Linked DNA regions of Homo sapiens: region 1 is linked to region 2. A link is a contact called in ENCODE Hi-C data. All regions are on one chromosome and are shown on one strand. Each heading gives the region's core, a stretch centred on a gene start or an enhancer-like site at or near the end of the contact. The rest is flanking DNA. Distances are from core to core; before and after follow the strand shown.

Region 1 (2,849 bases), core at 290-2,789, 290 kb before region 2:
TTGGGAGCAAGAAAATTGTCCTTCAAACACCAAAGATTTCAAGGATTGGGGGAAGGGAGGGTGTGTGTCAGTCAGCCTCATTTCCCAGAGAACAAGAGCAACTCAAGCCACACCAGAAAGAGGCAGGAAAGGGGGGAGAGGTTCTATTCCCAGCTTCTGATCTGGAGCCAGCAGACAGGCTGGGAGATGGGGAACTGAGAGGGGGAAGTTAGAGCAGCTGACTTGGTCTCAGCCGGATTAGCAGAGGGCAGCTAAAGAAAGGTTGTACCCAAGGCCACTGCAGGCAGAGTCCAAGCTGGGGGAGGGGGCTGCAGCGATGTTCTGAATCTGTGATCCTTGAAACTCCTTTCCTTGGGCTGCTAACAGATCCATTGAGGGTGATATGGAGCAGCTGGAGTTCCCTGTACACCCACACTCTGCCCAAAGCGATTGTGTCTCTGGCTAGGTGAGCTGCCCAGCACAGGACTTGGGAAACACTCAGAGTCCAGACGACCAGGTACCTAAGGACTGATCAGACTGTGATGAGGAGGATTGGGAAGAGGCGGATGGGTGGTTCCAGGGTCCAAGCCTTTCCTTGTTCTGCCAGAGGTAAGAGCAGTGAGAAGAGATGACTTCCACTTCCCATGGAAATTAAGGCTGGTCAGGGTAGGGGCATGGTCAGAGGAGGCGGCTGGAGGGGATGCCCAGGCCCACAATGCCCAGCAACCACCTGCCAGCCCCTGGGAGCATTAACCTCCGCTCCATGGCCTCTCCCAGCCCCATATTTTCTAGAAGGAGATACTGGCAGTAGCTGGAGAGACCCTGACAGTTATAGGGAACCCAGTAGTAGAATAAGGAGGATGGGGAGACGAAACAAAAGGTTCAAGTTGAGAAAGTCTGAAAAGCAGGGGATGTCATAGAGAATGCCCCCTTTTCCCCCAGCGCGTTATCAGCGCTTCTTAGACTCAGGGGCGTCCGCCAACTTGTTTACAAAATGAGGAAGGTTAGGAAACAAACTTGGGACGGCATTCCCAGGAGGTCCCTGTTATCCTCCCAGCATCCCCCGCCCCCACGCCTCCCTGTGGTCCGCCTACGCGGAACTCTGCGGCCGGCAGCGGTCCCCTCCCTCTCCCGGGCCGCGACCCCGCCGACCCGCGCCAAATACATGGAGATCAACAAAGTCACGCTTCCGAGTCACGTGGCCAGTGTTTTCCTCCCTCCGCGGGCGGGCTGGGGGCGCGCGAGGAGGGGCGCCGCGAGTCTGAGGAGCGGGGGGCGGTGACAGCGCCCGCCTCCCGCCGCGGGACTCCGGCCGCCACGGGACCCCCGCCCCGCCTCGGCCCCTTCGGCAGCTCGGCCTGCCGAAGTCCGGTGGCCAGGCCGGTGGGCTCCAGCCGCGCCGGGCACTGGCTCGCTCGCTCGCTCACTCACCACAGTGACCGGGGACACCATGGCGGCGGCGGCGGCGGCTGGCACCCTGCTCCGGGCTGCAGCGGCCAGGACGCGCCCACGGCCAGGTAAGCCGGCGACGATTCTACAAAGCCCGGAGGGACGGACAATACCTCCCGAGCGCCCGGCGCCGGGGTTCTGTCAGCTAGCCCCGTGACGTCACCGCTGCCAGGGCCAATGAGCGGGCGGGAGCCGGGGGGGCGGGGCCCGGCTGGCGGCGCCGGCCAGGCCCCCGGCTGCTGCTCGGAGAAAGGAGGCATCTCCCAGGGGTCAGAAGGCGGATACCCCCCAGGCCCCGCCCCCTTGGGAGGCCGTGCCAAGGCGTCCACGGAACGTGAACGTGACCGTGACCCCGGTGCCTGGGTGAGGACTGAGCTTGGCTGAGAGACAAACACATTGCTGTCCTGGACGCACAGCCACATACATTTTCTCATAACCCGGGAGCAAAAGGCAAAGACAGATTCCCTTAAGCCTTTAAACATGCAGTCCACGCCGATACGATTGCAATTGGACTCACAACCTTCACTGTGTACAAACACACATCCAAATCATCAGCAAACACACAACCTTCGACTTGAAAAGCGGCACGTATATAGGTATGCAGCAGCCATGGACCCATAATCGTAGCATATACATCACACATACAGAATCATAATTACCCTTAAGCACTCAACAAGTACACAGATCCAAAACCAACAACCACAAATTGACATATATGCTCCATGTAAGAAAAGAGACATATACAGGGACTCTACAGCAGCTCGTAGACCCATGACCCTAATATAGAAACAAACACAGATAATTGGCCGTAGGCACACACCTCTTACAACTCAGAGACCACTGCCACACATACAAGAGCACCCCAAGAATGACAGACAGGCAGACCCAAAGAAGCGTGAGCTAACTTTGCCAAAAATACGTCCCAAGTGGATTTAATGTTGATTTTACGTAGACTAAAGGAACACAAGCTCATTCAGAGCGGTGCATGTTCAGAATCATTGGAATTACATGGAGAGGTAGGTGGCCAGATGGACTGAAATCTAGTCCCAGTTTTGCCACTTCCATGCTGTTAGATTGGGTGAATCACTTCCCCTCTCTGGTCTTGATTTCCTCACTTAGAAGATGAGCGGGTGAGTTCTAAGGTTCCACCCAACTCTGACATGTGTAGGTTGGGGAAGAGGAAGGGCTGCTGGTTTTAGGAAATTTAAGTCTAGCAATCCTGGAGATGGAGATTTCAGCTGTATCTCAAAGGATGGGCAAGTAGTCTGTAAGCTACTGTAGAAGGGCAGTAGCTGTGTGTCAGGCTTTGGGAATTGATGGGAAAGGGGTGACCAGCCCTAATTAGCAGCCAAAAAGGAGTTTCAAACATCCTGGCATGGTGACACAGGCCCTTGTGCTGGTCCTGAGCCTTGTGCTGTTTG
Region 2 (2,840 bases), core at 104-2,603:
GCCAACATGATGAAACCCCGTCTCTACTAAAAATATAAAAATTAGCTGGGCGTGGTGGCACATGCCTGTAGTCCCAGCTACTCAGGAGGCTGAGGCAGGAGAACTGCTTGAACCCGGGAGGCAAAGGTTGCCGGGAGCCGAGATCCTGCCGCTGCACTCCAGCCTGGCAACAGAGCGAGACTCCGTCTCAAAAAAAAAAAAAAAAAAAAAAGAGAGAACAATAAACACTGGGGACTCCAAAAGCAGAGAGGGAGGAGGGCACAAGGGTTAAAAACAATACCTATTGGCAGCCAGGTGTGGTGGCTCATGCCTGTAATCCCAGTACTCTGGGAGGCCGAGGCAGGCGGATCACTTGAGGTCAGGAGTTCGAAACCAGCCTGGCCAACATGGAGAAACCCCATCTCTACTAAAAATATAAAAAATTAGCCAGGCCTGGTGGTGCATGCCTGTGGCCCCAGTTATTCAAGAGGCTGAGGCAGGAGAATCGCTTGATCCCGGGAGGTGGAGGTTGCAGTGGGCCAAGATCGCGCCACTGCACTCCAACCTGGGTAACAGACAAATCCTGTCTCAAAAAAAGAAAAAGAAAAGGAAAGTCAGAAAAAAAAAGAAAGGAAAAGAAAGAAGAAGTTTAAAAAAAAAGGAAAAGAAAGAGAGAAAGAAAAAGGAAGGAAGGAAGGAAGGAAGGGAGGGAGGGAGGGAGGGAGGAAAGGTCAAAGGATACATAATTGCTTTCAAGGGATTAACCTTGCAACCCTGAATACATCGACATATACAACACTCTGAAGTGCTCACTTGATTTTCAGCCACAGGATGGGCTTCTCACTCACCTTCAGTAAGATACTAATAGCACAAGCCATGCCTACGGCACCAGTTCCAACAATAGTAATTTTACACTGGGAGTTTTCATCATCCTCAATTAGCTTCTCAATTAGCTGCTCCTTGACAGTTGACATTTGGAGAACCTGATAGGGATAATGCAATTTCATTGGATTAACCACACTGAACATCTAAGAAACTACCTCTTCAGTTTGCAGAATGTTGGAGCCGGGGATGGGGGGAAGCCAAAGAAAGAATTTCCTGGTCAAAGGATGCGGGGAGGGTAAAGCAAGGCCCAGTCTACCAGGCAATGGGAGGGCTGGGGCACCAGCGGGCTTTTGGATTTCTCCCTGCCCCCAGCCACCACTTTCACCCCAGCACCACACGCTCACAAATGCTTTGCTTGGCGCAATCAGTACAGATGACCCACAGGGACAAAGCACCACCTTTGAAGGAAGGCACAGAAGTGACACCAGAAAAATACACCAACGACAGTTGAGGCGCTAAGCCCGTCGACGGTTGCCCTCCGTGCGACTCGAGACACGCACGTTCCCCCGCTCGGCTCTTATGCGTCAGCACGCAAGCTCCGCCCCCCGCCGGCCCAGGCGCGGGCATGGGGCGTCTTTTCTGCCCTGGAGCGCAGTGTGGGTGGCGGCGGTCCAGATCACCGAAATGCTGATGGGAAGAATTCTAGACTGGCCCAAAGAGTGTGCAAGACGGGGATATCCATGCATTGTTTGCAGGATTTTAAAAAATTATTAACTTCTGTAACTTCAGGACTGAGTGCTGAAATAAAGTTAGAATTTCTCTTGAGAGAACAGAGGGTGGTAATGAAACGCAAAGACGCGAAGGATGCTTTCAATTTACAGCAAGAAATTGTTAATATTTATAACTCATGGCCGGACGCGGTGGCTCACACCTGTAATCCCAGCACTTTGGGAGTCCGAGGCAGGTGGATCACCTGAGGTCAGGAGTTTGAGAACAGCCTGGCCAACATGGCGAAACCCCGTCTCTACTAAAAATATAAAATTAGTCGGGCATGGTGGTGCATGCCTGTAGTCCCAGCTACTTGGGAGGCTGAGGCAGGAGAATCGCTTGAACCCAGGAGGCGGAGGTTGCAGTGAGCCAAGATCGCGCCACTGCACTCCAGACTGGGCAACAAGAGAGAAACTCCATCTCAAAAAAAATTTACATATATATTTTTTTTTTTGTGAGAGAGATATATATCTCACAGAAGGGGACACAACCTACTCCATCTTTTGTAGAGTATTTGCATTTGAACCTTTTTCAAAATCCAAAATATAATTTATTTTTCTTATAATAGCCTGTAGTGTTGTTATTGTTGTTGTTTTTGAGACAGAGTCTCACTCTGTCGCCCAGGCTGGAGTGCAGTGGCACAATCTCAGTTCACTGCAACCTCCGCCGCCTGGGTTCAAGCAATTCTCCTGCCTCAGCCTCCCAAGTAACTGGGACTACAGGCGTGCGCCACCACGCCCGGCTAATTTTTGTATTTTTAGTAGAGATGGGGTTTCACCATGTTGGTCAGAATGGTCTCCAACTCCTGACCTAGTGATCCGCCCTCCCAAAGTGTTGGGATTACAGGCGTGAGCCACCGTGCTGAGCCACCGTGCCCAGCCGCCGGGCAAATTTTTTTGTATTTTTTTGTATTTCACCTTGCTGGCCAGGCTGGTCTCGAACTCTTGACCTCAAGTGATCCACCCACCTCGGCCTCCCAAAGTGCTGGGATTACAGGCGTGAACCACCGCACCCAGTCAGTATTTGTTTTCAATATGGTTCAGATTATGCAATAACCCTGCTTTAAACTCTTCCGTGGCTTTCCATTACAGGTAGAGTAACCCACTTTTACCACAACCTAGATCTTCAAGATTTGGCCTCCTACCCCCACTTCCCATATCATCTCAGGACACTCAATACACTTCCTTCCAACTAGGCTTTGGACAGCTTTTTTGGATCAGGACTTTTTGCTGTTCTTTAAACCAAGAAAGCTCTTTCCCCAGCCCTTC

What was found. A loop is a pair of places that touch in the nucleus more often than their neighbours do. Pooled maps may share reads with other maps.
Region 1: a loop to region 2 is called in a pooled map, with 2.1 times the contacts of the local background. The contact joins the promoter of TMEM86A here to the promoter of LDHC in region 2. A Hi-C loop is called at or near these places in 1 of 50 pooled maps.

The regions. Positions count from the first base shown.
Region 1 is chr11:18,697,469-18,700,317 of GRCh38, reverse strand. TMEM86A (transmembrane protein 86A) reads right to left here and starts at 1,539. Exons shown (of 3, transcript NM_153347.3): 1 at 1,411-1,539. The coding sequence starts at 1,431. RefSeq lists a silencer at 1,428-1,737 and an enhancer at 1,331-1,832.
Region 2 is chr11:18,410,831-18,413,670 of GRCh38, reverse strand. It overlaps LDHC (lactate dehydrogenase C), which reads right to left and starts at 1,353. Exons shown (of 8, transcript NM_017448.5): 1 at 1,263-1,353; 2 at 828-962. The coding sequence starts at 953.